Regions from separate parts of the Homo sapiens genome. Here regions 1 and 3 are each linked to region 2. The links are chromatin contacts, found by Hi-C in ENCODE. All regions are on one chromosome and are shown on one strand. The core of a region is the stretch at or near the end of the contact, and the rest is flanking DNA. Distances in the headings are between cores, read along the strand shown. Region 1 has its middle 130 kb from the start of XACT. Region 2 holds the start of AMOT (angiomotin). Region 3 holds the start of TRPC5OS (TRPC5 opposite strand).

Region 1 (4,087 bases), core at 1,005-3,504, 910 kb before region 2:
CTCCATTTCTGGCTCATTGTCTGATTGCAAGCAAATCACTTAATCTTTCAGCAGATCAGTTCCTCTGTGTATAGAACCAGGATGATATGGTTACCTCCTGCCCAACTTGGATGGATGGTATAAGGATTAATGGAGTGAACCATTGAAAAGAAGTTGTAATCCCTAAGGGAGGGGAATCCTAGAAGTAGAATCCATTGTCCTCATTATTATGTTTCAGTTTTGTTGCAGAATAAGCCAGCATCCACATTTTTACAACCAGAAATCTTAGCACACAGGTGGGAACTGTAATTATTTAAAAATTGCAAGTGTTGAAACGTAGTTTAGCTATTTTTTCCATGGAATCACAAAATTGTAGTTCCAAAAATTGTCTCCACACATATGTGCCTCTTTTATAGAGTTCCTAAATGTGTTCATGAACTGTGTTTTTGAAGATGTTTCTCTCCAATTTGTTGAAATGATGGAGAGGCTATTTTACAATTACGTTATGTTGTCAGGCCTTAGTGTTAAGTGAATCAATACTGACATCGATCTTTTTTCTCTAAGACAGGAAGAGACATTATGTGCAACTAAAGTTAGGTAGAAATTCTGAGTCTAAGCTATTGGTGTTACTTTGGCATAATGTGAAAATCAAATAAAATCCTTGATATTTGTGATAGGTGCCCTCCTAGGGAAAGAGAGGAAAGCTGTTTGGGGTTTTCATGTCTGTTTATAAATTGGAGTAGTGAAATAGACCAAAAGAAAAAAAAAAATCTTGGTTGGTTCATGGATCTAGAAGAGCAGATTTGGAATTTGTGAAAAGATGTTTTAATTGTGGGACTTTTAATAATAGATTCATTCATTCCAAAATATTTATTTAGTACTTACTGTGTGTCATCATCTATGAATTTTAAATAGCACCATTGCTATTTCAGCACCTAATACCACTTTGTTGGGATTATTCAATGATTGTCAAGTTAATTTAAATTGGTAATGAACAAAAACAGGTTGTGCAACAGAAGATATCTTGCTTAATTTTCTTGTTTTAGGACGTTCATTCTGTTTAGAAACAGAAGAAAGGAGGCCGATGGTATGAAATGTTAAAAATGCAATTAAATGCCAGGCGCGGGGGCTCACGCCTGTAATCCCAGCACTTTGGGAGGCCGAGGTGGGCGGATCACGAGGTCAGGAGATGGAGACCATCCTGCCTAACACGGTGAAACCCCGTCTCTACTAAAAATACAAAAAATTAGCCAGGCATGGTGGCGGGCACCTGTAGTCCCAGCTACTCAGGAGGCTGAGGCAGGAGAATGGTGTGAACCCAGGAGGTGGAGCTTGCAGTGAGCCGAGATAGTGCCACTGCACTCCATCCTGGGGACAGAGAGAGACTCCGTCTCAAAAAAAAAAAAAAAAAAAAGCAATTAAATGACATTAGAAAATACTATGTTGGCACATGCAAATCATAGAGACTATTTCATGTTATATATAAGGCATGTTTGTATTGCCAGGGCACAATATCTCTGTCAAGAAATTCCAGGCAAAACCAAAGTCAATTAAGCATACCTCCAAACTTCGGAATTTACTGCCATCCTGTTGCCAATTTTTCATGTTATTTTGTTCATAGAATATTGGCTACAAAATATTTTGAGACATAACCTTTAAAATATTTGTTCTTCTCAATTAATATTATTGAACACATTAGAGAGCTTTTTGACAAATAAATAAGTAATACAACAAAGAGATGGTATTTACAATACATTTTGGGTACTTTTCAATGGTTTCCATGGCAATAGCATCATTGCCCTCAGTCTAATCACTGAGTTATTATGTTTGTCTTCAGATCTTTTCTTTATTCTCAAGTTGGCAGCTCTGACTTAGAGCAAGTGCACTTTTTACTTGTCATTAAGCACACTGTAATAATTATCAGTCTGGTTTATTGTTGGATAGTTCCACCTACCTTTATGTAACTTTGTGAGTGAAAGATAAGAAAGAAACAGGAAGTTGAGTGACCAGATTTCCTCTGGGTAATTACAATATCTCTCTGTGTGTGACTTAGAAAACACATTTAAAAATATTTTCCCAAAGAATTTTCCTTTTGCAGGTAGTCGGGGGTGGGTTCTAGTTTCTTCTTACCTAGGGATAGGCCTAGCAGAAGATGGCTGTGCACTTTTTCATTTTGCCAAATTCATCTTGGCCAAATGTTTTCTTTCCTGTAGCTATTTTGTAGTTTGAATTGCCTTCATCTATAATTAGCTTTCTCATATCCTGTTTCTCTAATCAGGTTCTTTATGGGTCCTGAAACACAGCTGGTATCCCCTGAGGGCTGATAGAGGCAGTGAGAGAATTAAAAAGTTACAAAGGGAATAATGGGATAAATACAACTTTCTGACTGTATTAAGTACTATTGGATTTATAAATCATGGATCACTATTTCTCTCATAAGAACAAGTATAGGAAGGTAGTGTACAGGTGTTTCCTTGAATGTTCTTATGTAAGAATTTCTTGTGGAATTTTAGTGATGTCCTTATTACACAACTTTATTATAACCTAATGAATTCTTTTGACATTTTTTCCCTTTTATTCCACCATTATTTTGAGCTCTTCTTACAGGTCACGGCTTTTCTACTAGTACTGGCTTTGTAATGGAAACATGGAGTTCACTGGGTGGCTCAGTAGTGGAGTTTGAAATAGAATAAAAAGAAAATTAGTTTAGATTTAGCAATGTGTGAACCTGGTATGTAAATCTTGAGTATCTGGACACTCACCTGTGTTAACTTATTTTGGTAAGGAAAGCCTAGGTCGGCTGCTGATACCAAATCTGAGTTCAGATAAATAGAACATAGACATTAATAAATAAAAAGAAATAGAAAAATAAACAAGCTCAGTGTTACATAGAAGTAAAATATGCTGTGATTTAAAGGATACTAGGAATGTGTCCCTGACTCCAAATGTCTTTTTGTACCATTTTAGTTGCTCCAATAATATTTATTAGCAATGATTAGGTTTTATCATTACTTGTCCAGTAATTCTCTTTAGCTAAAAATTTCCTTTGAACAGCACATCAGTGATTTTTTGGAATGGATGAGTTTATCAGACTATTTATTATCACAGATGTAGCTGAGGGAACATGAGGATACTGAATGGCTAGAGACAAAAAGGATGTTTTTAGCAGGAGAAAAGGAGTGTCTATGGTACAATACCTATTTTGCACGTTCGCTTGACACACACTCTTTAACCTTCAACTTTCTTCCCAAAGCTTATACTGTAGTACTTGTTCAGAGCTTTATGAGTATTTCTAAGATGATTATAGGCCAAATAAGAGACAATGTGGAAGTCTGGAAATTCTGCATACCTTGAACAGTTATGAATTTGTTCATTTTTATTCTAGATTTACATGAAGAATTCATAGGAGTGTGTAACTTGGTGATGCCTTCAGTGAAGTTGCTGATTGTCGTATTTGCCTCTTATGTCCCAATGGTCAAAACAAATGTATAACATGCCTATTCTAAAGGATTCAACAGGTGTTTTATTGGTTCTGATAGCTGGAGTCCACCTGGTGCAGCAAACAAACCCCAAATTCCAATTTCTGTTTCCATATTTTTGACATTCATTTAATGCTTAACAAGACAAACTTTTACTCCTTTATATCCAAAAAACTGAGACATGATGGCTTAACACCATTATTTCACATTCCAGAGTATAAACCCCTTAGCTTTCCATTTGCTTTCATAATTAAATCAGAATAGCACATCACTTATATAAGGTAGTCTTTCAAATATCAATGACAGCTTTTTAAGACTGTAATGTCTTCAGAAGTGAACTTTTATAAGGAAACATCTGCCAATATTTTAGCCAAGTCTCAGCTATAATCTTGATCAATCAGATCTGTTGAAGTATGATAAGTACCTAAGTGTATCAGAGGGTAAGTGGACATTTCAGCAAAGTTTTGATTGGTCAATAATGTATTCAGGAACTTAAGAAGATTTTAAGATTCATTAAATCTTCAAAATGGTCCTTTCAAACAGACAGAGTATACTTTCTGAGATGGGCATGAATTAACAGATACACAGAATTAACCTTTTATGAAGAAAATTTCTCTAGGTATATATAT
Region 2 (4,361 bases), core at 167-2,666:
ACACATTTTATTTTCATACCAGTGCCTTTAAGTTAATAGGGCATGTCTTACAGCATTTACTTACAGGTAGAAAAATTAAGGCTGAGAAGTTAAGCCACTTAACAGAAGTCATACAATTAGCTAGTAAGTGCCAGGGCCCCAAATGAATTCTTCCTTTGGTTCCAAATTCCATGTTATTTTGCTACCCTGACACTGTTTCTTTGTGCCTTCGTTTTTCTAGATGTAAAATGGTAGATTTTCCGTGTCCCAGGATGCTGTTCTCAACCCTCTCGTTTTTAACCAATGTCAGCTTTTTTCACAGTCAGCAGAACACCACAATGACACTTCATGTACTTTCCCCCCTCCTGATTTAATAAACTAAGGGGGAAGAAAAGTTACCTATTCGCAGAAAGCTGGACAGTGCCATAAACATAAAGGCGTACCAGAGTCGGCCGACACACTGTTGCACTCTTTTATGAGACTGAGAAATAAAGCGTCTCATCTTTCTCTTGCCAGCAGTAGCTGGGGTAGAACATAGAACTACACAATAGCCTCTTGTTTAGTTTTATTAATTTTGAGGGCGGGTGGGACAAAGGGATCAGACTGGCGACTCCAGGGCCCAATCGCAAGCGTATACTAGGCCAGGCTGGGCCAACCGGTAGCTGCAAAAGAATGGTGGGCGGGACTTACGCTTCAGGGACGCGCTCCGCCCAGGCCGGCGCTCCCAGCCCGCCCAGGGGCGGAGCCTCCGCGGAGCGCCGCCCGCGACCCCTCCTCCCTCGCCCCTCAGCTTCTGCGGCCCGCCAACGGGAGGGGGGCAAGCGCCCGGGGCGGGGGAGCGGAGGAAGAAAGGAGGGTGTCTCGCAGAGCTGTGACCTGGGTGGGGGCCTGCTGGTAATAGGAAGCAAGAGGGGAAGGAAAACGAAGGAGCGCTTCTCCTTCCTGCATTATTTTAAGCAGGCTTTGGTGGAAGCTGCTTTTCAGCATTTCTATTATTTGTTTTTCTTCCTCCCGCAGTGGGGCGGGGAGCTGCACTGGCTCTCCCACGCGTCTATGCCGCGCTGTTGCCGCAGATTATTATTGTAGTCTTTTGCAAAACCCTTTCCTTCTTCCCAGCCAGTCCCCGCGCAGACTCTCACGGCTACGGCAACCGAGTCGTGCCCCTCTAGTGGGAAGGCGAGAGCGAGGGTCCCTTGCTTTCGCCCGAGCTCCCGGACCCCGCGGTTCAATTGTTTGAAACTTCCACGCCCCCCGGCCCCGCCTCTCTTCCGCGCTCCCCTCACTCCTCACTTCCAGGGTCCAGGCAGGCTCCCGCCCTTCTTTCCCCGCCCTCTACTCCGCCTTCCTCCCTCGTCCACCCCTCCCGCCGCCCTGCTCCGGGGCGGTCCTAGCCGCTCACCGCAAGAAGAAAAGCCACCCGTTCGTCCCCCTCCCCTACCTCCCATCCTTTGCCCAGGAGCTGCCTTGGCAGTCACGCCCCTTCCTTCCGAGGAGCTTTCTGGCTGCCTAAACTGGTAGACCCCCTGAATTACTCCTCCATCTCCGCTCTCTTTCGCCTCCTCTTCTCTTAGTTCTCTCCGCCTCCCCCTCAACTACCACCACCTCCAGTCAGTCTCGCCTCCGGCTATCCGCTGCTCCACCCTCTGGCCCGGTATCCTGCCTGTCCGCTGCCACCAAGGAGAGCCCGGACGGAGCAGCGAGGAGGGGAGCAGCCGGGAGTTGGGGCTTCCCCCCTGCCCATCCCTGGCCGCTGGCCCGGGACCGAAGCCACTTGAGCGAGCAGAGAGTCGTCACCTTGTCTTCTTTGCCTTCAGGGGTAGGAGACGCGTGGTTACTTTTCGCGGGGAACTGGGGCAGGAATCCATGGTGGCATGAACTTGGTCGTGCCCTCGGCGTGAGTGAATCGATCTAGGCGCGTGTGGGAATGCCCGTGTGTTCTACTTTCTTTGCAGCTCGCCATGAGTTTTTTTGGATGTGCAGCAAGTTAAATCGGTTAGAGTGTGCGCTGCTTTCCCGTCCTACTTCGGTGAGGAGATGCTAGTGGGTACCACTACTAGATGGTACTTTTACTTCTTTACCTCCTGGGGTTCTTGTGGGTCTCTAGGTAATTAATCACATTGAGGAGCTAAAGACCCGAGGGAAGCTGAAATCTACATTTAGCCCAGCATGCATGTCAGTGCTTATCTCAGATAACTAGATAGGTTTCTGCTAAGTGCTTAGGCTTGGGGTGGGGACTCACACTCCCTGAGGCGGGAGCAGGAGGGGTAGGACCGTGAATTCTTGAAGTTTTAAAGTCTGTGTAATCTAAAACAAGGCTACTCTTTGAGATGTGTGGTGGTGGTGGTAGTGCTTGTGGTGGTAGTGATAGTGGTGGTGAGGAGGGAGTTGCCCCTATCTGCTTTAGAAGATCCAAAGATGTTAGTAAATAGTTTTGGGGGATCTTGAGGGTGTCTTGAGGGTCCAAGCCTGGGCCACTGCACATTGGTGCTTCAACAGTAAGATGGGCTTCATGGGTTTGTGAAAATGAAGAGAAAGAAAAGGGGGAGGGAAAATAACAGTCTTTAATAGACTGTGAGCAGTTCCTGGTAGATTGCCACTAATAATAATATAATAATTTGCATAAAGGGACTAAGTAGAATTAAATGAGCAAGGAAAGAGAAAGTTGGTGAGAAACAGCATTTTCAATCTCTAGTGTATGTTTTAGAACGAACTTTTCAACAACCTGGGATGTTTAGTGCATGAAGTTCTCCTCCCTCCCCGCCATGAAGAGTGGACGTTGGGAGGCAGTTTAAAACTTTTATGAATATAACCCTCTTCTCCCATTCAGAGAAGAAGATAATTAGTCACCATAATCTTCAATGATGAAGGGCTAAGGATATTTAAGTCTCCTTGAGCTAGGCTTTGTGAAAAGTTCTTTCTCAGGCCAGCCTTTGTGAAGCCTTCTCAGTTAGACCTTTCAGCACCCTCATTTAGTAGCTAAGAATAGTTTGAAATGCCATTTTGGATGTGGTATACATTTTCATCCATCTCCCACCTATCTTCAATTGGACAAGTGCGTCAAGCCTGTAAGTGATGGTGTTCAAAGACTTATTACTGAGATGTCCTTAACCCATTGCTTATTTGGGAACACATTATTAACATACATTTTAAAATAACTTTGGTTGATTTTAATGAGTGAAAGGAAAGTAGGAAGGTAGAGAAGGGCGACAATTTTAAAGGCTATCCTGTTTCAGATCAGCTGGGAGGGAAAAGCTGGCCTGACCAAACTACATTTTATAACTGGCCTGGGACATTTTAACAGCCAGGTGGTTGTAGAGTAGTTGCCTCTATTTACAGATGATAACTAAGGTTCCAACTATTCTGTATGGGTTTATCCGGCGTCATTGACAGACACTTTCTGGCACTACATCATACTTCATTTTAAATTACTTCTTTCCTTGGAAAAGTTCGTGGCTTTGTAAAATTGTAAGTGCTTTTTCTACCTTCACAGTCTAGATGTGAAGTAAACCTCTGACCACAATTGTATGTGGAGTCACTTTTACATGAAATTTGTGGATCTGTTTACCTATTTAAAAGATTTTAGAAAGGGAATTTTAATAATTCATAGTCAATGCAGTTTTGGATTTGGAAATTAAAATTTCATTTCTGGTTTATGAAGTTTGATTTATTAGACTAATTCCCAACAAGGACATTTGTAGAGTTGCTTTTTCTTTCTGAGGTTTTGTAAAGACTGCATCAGACTCTAGAATGCTTTAAGAATAGCCTAATCAGAAGGCAGGGGGATGGATACTATGACCTTGAGGTCCCATTGAGTGCCAGAATTCTAAGTGGGTACATCTGCTTCTGTGCCTCTCCCAAGAGCCCTCTCCCAGGGCCTGCGCCTTCTTTAAAAGGGTGTCTTTGTAATTAAGCGGCCCTTCTTCCCCATCCCCCTTTCTTCCTTTGATCCAGCTTTTTAAGGCCTTTTTTTCCATTTGGAGACAAGAGGGGTTTCTCACACTTTCCTGTTCCCCTCTTAACGCTTCTTTTCCTTTACCCCAGAAAAGTCCCCTGAAGTTCTCAGGATGGTTAGAAGTTGTTTTGTTTTGTTTGGGGCGTGGGGGTGGAGTGGGGGAGTTGTTACCAATGAGGAGGAATAGAGGATATATTCCCTCTTGGGAAATGCTTGTGACCAGGTAGCCTCCTCCATGGAGACTGAGCATTTGGAATGCATGAGAACAGTCTATTCTTGGGGACTGTCTGGTAGAAATTGTCCTTTGCACCCATTAAGCCCAGCTTAAACACTGAAAGGGGTGGGGAGAGGTGTGTGTGGTCGTACTGGAGCCTTTTAGGATGGTAAATGGGTAAATGTTTCCAAATCTCCTATTACATCATCTCTTTCT
Region 3 (4,340 bases), core at 861-3,360, 960 kb after region 2:
CTAGCCTCTGGGTATTATAGGAGCATTTTTAAATTTTATTTTATTTTTAATTGACATAATTGTATTTATTTATGGGATACAATGTGATATTTTGATATATGCTTACATTATAGAAGGGGGAGAACAGCAGGCATATGAAGTTCAGGAAAACTTCCAAGAAGAGTTGGATCTTGAGCTGATGTTTGAAGGAGGCTACTACTCTTTCCCTTCTCCTCACTGCTGGCAGAAAGATGAATCTAAGCTTGCTGCCCATACTTCTTTACTTCCCACTCTCTATCAGTATCTTGTATTCTGATTTCAGGACTCCATAGAAAATTATTTTTCTTAATCACCAGAACCTATCATCTATCCTCAAATATTAATCTACATCAACCCTCATCTTTTAAAAATTTCGCTCTTTATTGACTTCTATGACATCATCATTGTGTTCTGGTCCACTTTTGACCTCTCGTGGCTCAGCCTCAGGTTTCTTTTTACAGCCAACCTACATAGGTAGGTGTGCCACCACCTCCAGCCTGCTGCCTTTTTCTCTCTCACCGTTTCCTCTTAATTATTTTATTCATTCATTTATGTCCCTTCTCATTCCACAAAGGATTTGCAGTAGTTACAATCTCATGCTATGCATTTTTCCTTAATTATTATACCAACTCCTATGGTTTTACCCATCATCTCTATATAGGCAACTCCCCAAGCTGTGCCTCTGACTCTGACTCTGATGTCCTTCCTACACACCACACTACCTGCCTGATCACCTGCTGAACACCATCCATACATACCTCAAATCCAACATATCCTAAACTTGAGGTTTACCCAGGACCTAGTTTTAGCACTGAAAGTTCCGTGTCCTCGGAATTCCCTCAACCCCAAGCAAACCAGAACACTAAGTCACCACAACTAAAATGAACTCAACAGTGTCTGTTCCAAACCCATTCTTCCTCATGAGCTCCTAATTCCTCTCCATCATTTTGTAGCAGAGATATCCTCCTTCTGCATAAACTTCAACTCCTCTTTGCCTTCCACCTACTCATGCAACTGATTGCTAGATATTGTCAATTTTATCTCCAAAATATCTTCTTTAACGTCACTTCCTTTCAACTTCCACTGCTCTAATTCAGGTCTTTATTACCTCTAACCTATACAATTACAGTAGACTCAATCAGTCCACCTGCCTCCAGCCATGCTATCACCCTACTCCCATCCCTTTTGCCAATTCATCTTCCAAACTGCAAAGATTGATCATTCTGAAACACAAATGTGATCATCCATAGATAGTATTTTTCTAATCAATATTGAAGTTTTACAGAATGAACTCCGAGAACAGCATTAAACTCAGGCTCCCAGGCATTTGAGCATGATGACTACACAATATGACACCTAAGAAATGTTGTTATGAATGACTAAAATACACGGAGTATTAATATGAGCTCTAAGTGAAAGGGAAAATCAAAACAAAACAAAAACCACCACCATACCCTTGAGAAGCCAGGAACTGAGTTTGTCGGTTCCAGTTTTGCATCTTTTCATTTCTTCAGAGAAGTATATGATAACCACAGTTAAGGAAAGTAAATATTGCCAGGGAATTCTGGGTGGTAGAGACTCATTAAAGCCTTGATATTCATATGAAACAGAATCATCTGGAAGTCATATTAAACAGAAACTAAACTTGAGAGAGAATTCACTGGTTCCCTCAGGGCATTAGGTCTTAACTGATCTGTGGCCCTACTCCCTAATTACCTCTGCTGCAAGAGCCATAGGCTTTCCATCTCAGACTGGCAAGGAAAAAGAGAATTTACATAAACGATGTTTATATCAGTGACAGGAAATATGTATCCCACTTGAATAAGGGGTACGGCGTGCCCAATATAGATTATGAAAAATGAAAAACTGCCAGGAGAAGAAGGCAAGTGCTTTCCCTAGAGGAGAGAGAGCTCATCCTTTCCTCTCTCAGGAAAACTTACCTATCCTCTGTCTTCTCTCATAGACTTGCAAGTGGTAAATTGTTTATGAAGCAACTCACCTTAGGAGTCAGGGGTTGACCTTCACAGAGATATTAGAAAAAGATGGCTACCAGAAACATCAGAGCTGTAATCCAAAGGCTTACCTCTCTAATGGTAGGAATTTTCATCACATGGTAGGTAACCTCCTCTTCCGTCTACATAATTAAGAGATAGCTCCCACCTCTTCAGAAACCTCTTCCAACTATGGTCCTGCAGTTTTTGTTTGCCACATTTGTCTTTTCTAGTTTTTTTTTTTTTCTCCCTAGCTTAATAGGACATTGAAACATTGTTGTGTTTCATTTATCTCCCAAAGACCTTGCCTCTGAAATTCATTATCCTTTCATTTTAGGTACTTCCCAGTCAGAAACACACATGCACACACACACACACCACAAACAAAAACACATCCCTTCTTTGTTTAATAGCACTAACACCCTCCCTCTCCCTCAACCTGGGAGATGTGAACAGCCATGGTTGCTACCCTAAAGGAGTTGAGGATCTAATCAGAGGCATCAACCAAGCCCAACTAAGAACAAAGAAGTATATCTGACAGTCATTATTTTTTTCTACAGTTGCTGCAGGAACTAGGAGAATGGGGAGGTCAGCATAAACTGCAATCTTTAAGAAAACATCACATTAATCAAAGAATGGAATCAGAGTCCATTGAAGTGCAACACAAGGGAAGGATTTTGAAGACACCAAAAAAAAAAAAAAAAAAAAAGAAAGAAAAAAGAAAAACATCACAGAACTGGGGACTTTCTTCCTGGGCCCTACACATACACACTTCATTGTGGTCATATATGGTTCTGGCTTAAAGCTTTTAATGGCTTATACTAGAGTGAATCCCCTGCTGTCAGTCCCCCTCCAGGCCAAAACCACCCTGTTCACTGCCCTGTCCTGCTAATCCTCATACTTCTACCTCTGGCCCTAAACTTCAGTCTTTTCTTCAACAACTCAAGGCACTAGAAATGTCATCAAGAATAAGAAACAGACAAATACAGGTATTTGGTATTTAAGTGAACATTCACTATGTGCCAGGCACACAGCCACATTCTATCTGTTCTCATTACTACTCCAAGTAATTTAACTACCATTTTTAAGAGTTTACTATGTGCCAGGCAACCAGAACTGTGCTAAGAACCTTTCATGAATAGTAGCTCATTTAATCCTCATAGCTACCCTATCAGCAGTATTATTATTCTCATTTTACAGAGGAGGATACAGAGGCACAGAGAAGTAAAAGAACTTGTCCAAAGGCATACTATTAATAAATGGCAAAGCCAGAGTCGGACCTCATGTCTGTCTTACTCCAATGCCTACATACCAGAGACTATGTAGTATTATGGTTACAGCAGGGCCCAGAACTCTTTCTATAGAGGGCCCATAGCAAATATTTTAGACACTGTTGACCTTATGGTCTCTGTTGTAATTACTCAACTCTGCATAAAAGCAACCACAGGTAATACATAAACAAATGAATGTGGCTGTATTCCTATAAAACTTCATTTACAAAAGCAGGCAATGGGCTAGATTTAGCCCAGAGGCTATAGTTTGATCACCTCAAGTTAGAGCACTAGTGGTGTACTCAGATAGACCTGGGTTCAAAACCTGGCTCTCACCACTTACTAGACAAAACATTTAGTCTCTCTGTGTCTCAGTTTCTTCAGCGGTAGAACAGCAACAATACCACCCTCATAGAGTCATCATGAGGATTAAGGATTAAAGGCATGTCTGGCACATAGTCAACTTCTCAGACAGTCATTTTATTAAAAGCCCACCACATGCTGGTCCCTAGAAGGAAGGAGAAAGGACATGGATTAGAATAATTACAACTCTCTTTAAAATCAAGCTACCAGGGCCCCTACGGTCTTGATACTCCACAGAAATAATTACTCTCTCGGGATTCCAGCTAATTTGATTCTCCCTTCAGCTACATGAACTGTGTTCTCTTGTGAGTTTAGTTTCCTGTTGCAGTCATTAGCAAGAAAGTCTCTTGACTTCATTATAGCTTTTGTCAGGCACTGGGAACCCTATCATGGTAGAACAGGAATCTGATTTTGTTATTATCTGTTAGGTGTTCCCTTCAGGAATGAGATTCTCACCACTGAAGTCATGCCTGTGTCCCAAGTACTTGGCATGGGGCCTGGCACAGAGTAGGTGCTCAGTGAATGTTGCTGGCTTAATTGAGCTGGCTACATTTGGGGTGGTCTTACCTGGAAACAGATGGAAAATGACTTCTTAAAAGCCATCCGAGCATTGAGGATCCTTCCTTTCTCTACCAGAGAAAGACAGAATGTGTGGTGAGGGCAAGAAAGGTGTAGGAGTGTGGTGGATGGTTGCAGG

What was found. A loop is a pair of places that touch in the nucleus more often than their neighbours do. Pooled maps may share reads with other maps.
Region 1: a map with no recorded cell type shows a loop between it and region 2 (4-fold over the local background). The contact joins the enhancer-like site here to the promoter of AMOT in region 2. A Hi-C loop is called at or near these places in 16 of 37 single-sample maps with no recorded cell type and 5 of 50 pooled maps.
Region 3: a pooled map shows a loop between it and region 2 (1.9-fold over the local background). The contact joins the promoter of TRPC5OS here to the promoter of AMOT in region 2. A Hi-C loop is called at or near these places in 2 of 37 single-sample maps with no recorded cell type and 9 of 50 pooled maps.

Annotation. Positions count from the first base shown.
Region 1 is chrX:113,745,643-113,749,729 of GRCh38, reverse strand. No RefSeq gene overlaps it. Among named protein-coding and RNA genes, the nearest start is that of XACT, 130 kb to the right of the region's middle. Within about 2 kb of position 2,254, at least 2 of the 41 ENCODE cell types and tissues checked have a DNase peak (open chromatin) inside an H3K27ac peak, as active enhancers do.
Region 2 is chrX:112,837,886-112,842,246 of GRCh38, reverse strand. AMOT (angiomotin) reads left to right here and starts at 1,416. Exons shown (of 14, transcript NM_001113490.2): 1 at 1,416-1,795. LOC107985651 (a long non-coding RNA gene) reads right to left here and starts at 521. Exons shown (of 3, transcript XR_001755993.2): 1 at 379-521. RefSeq lists a silencer at 571-910.
Region 3 is chrX:111,873,951-111,878,290 of GRCh38, reverse strand. It overlaps TRPC5OS (TRPC5 opposite strand), which reads right to left and starts at 2,110. Exons shown (of 4, transcript NM_001195578.2): 1 at 2,018-2,110. All of the region lies in intron 3 of TRPC5 (transient receptor potential cation channel subfamily C member 5), which reads left to right.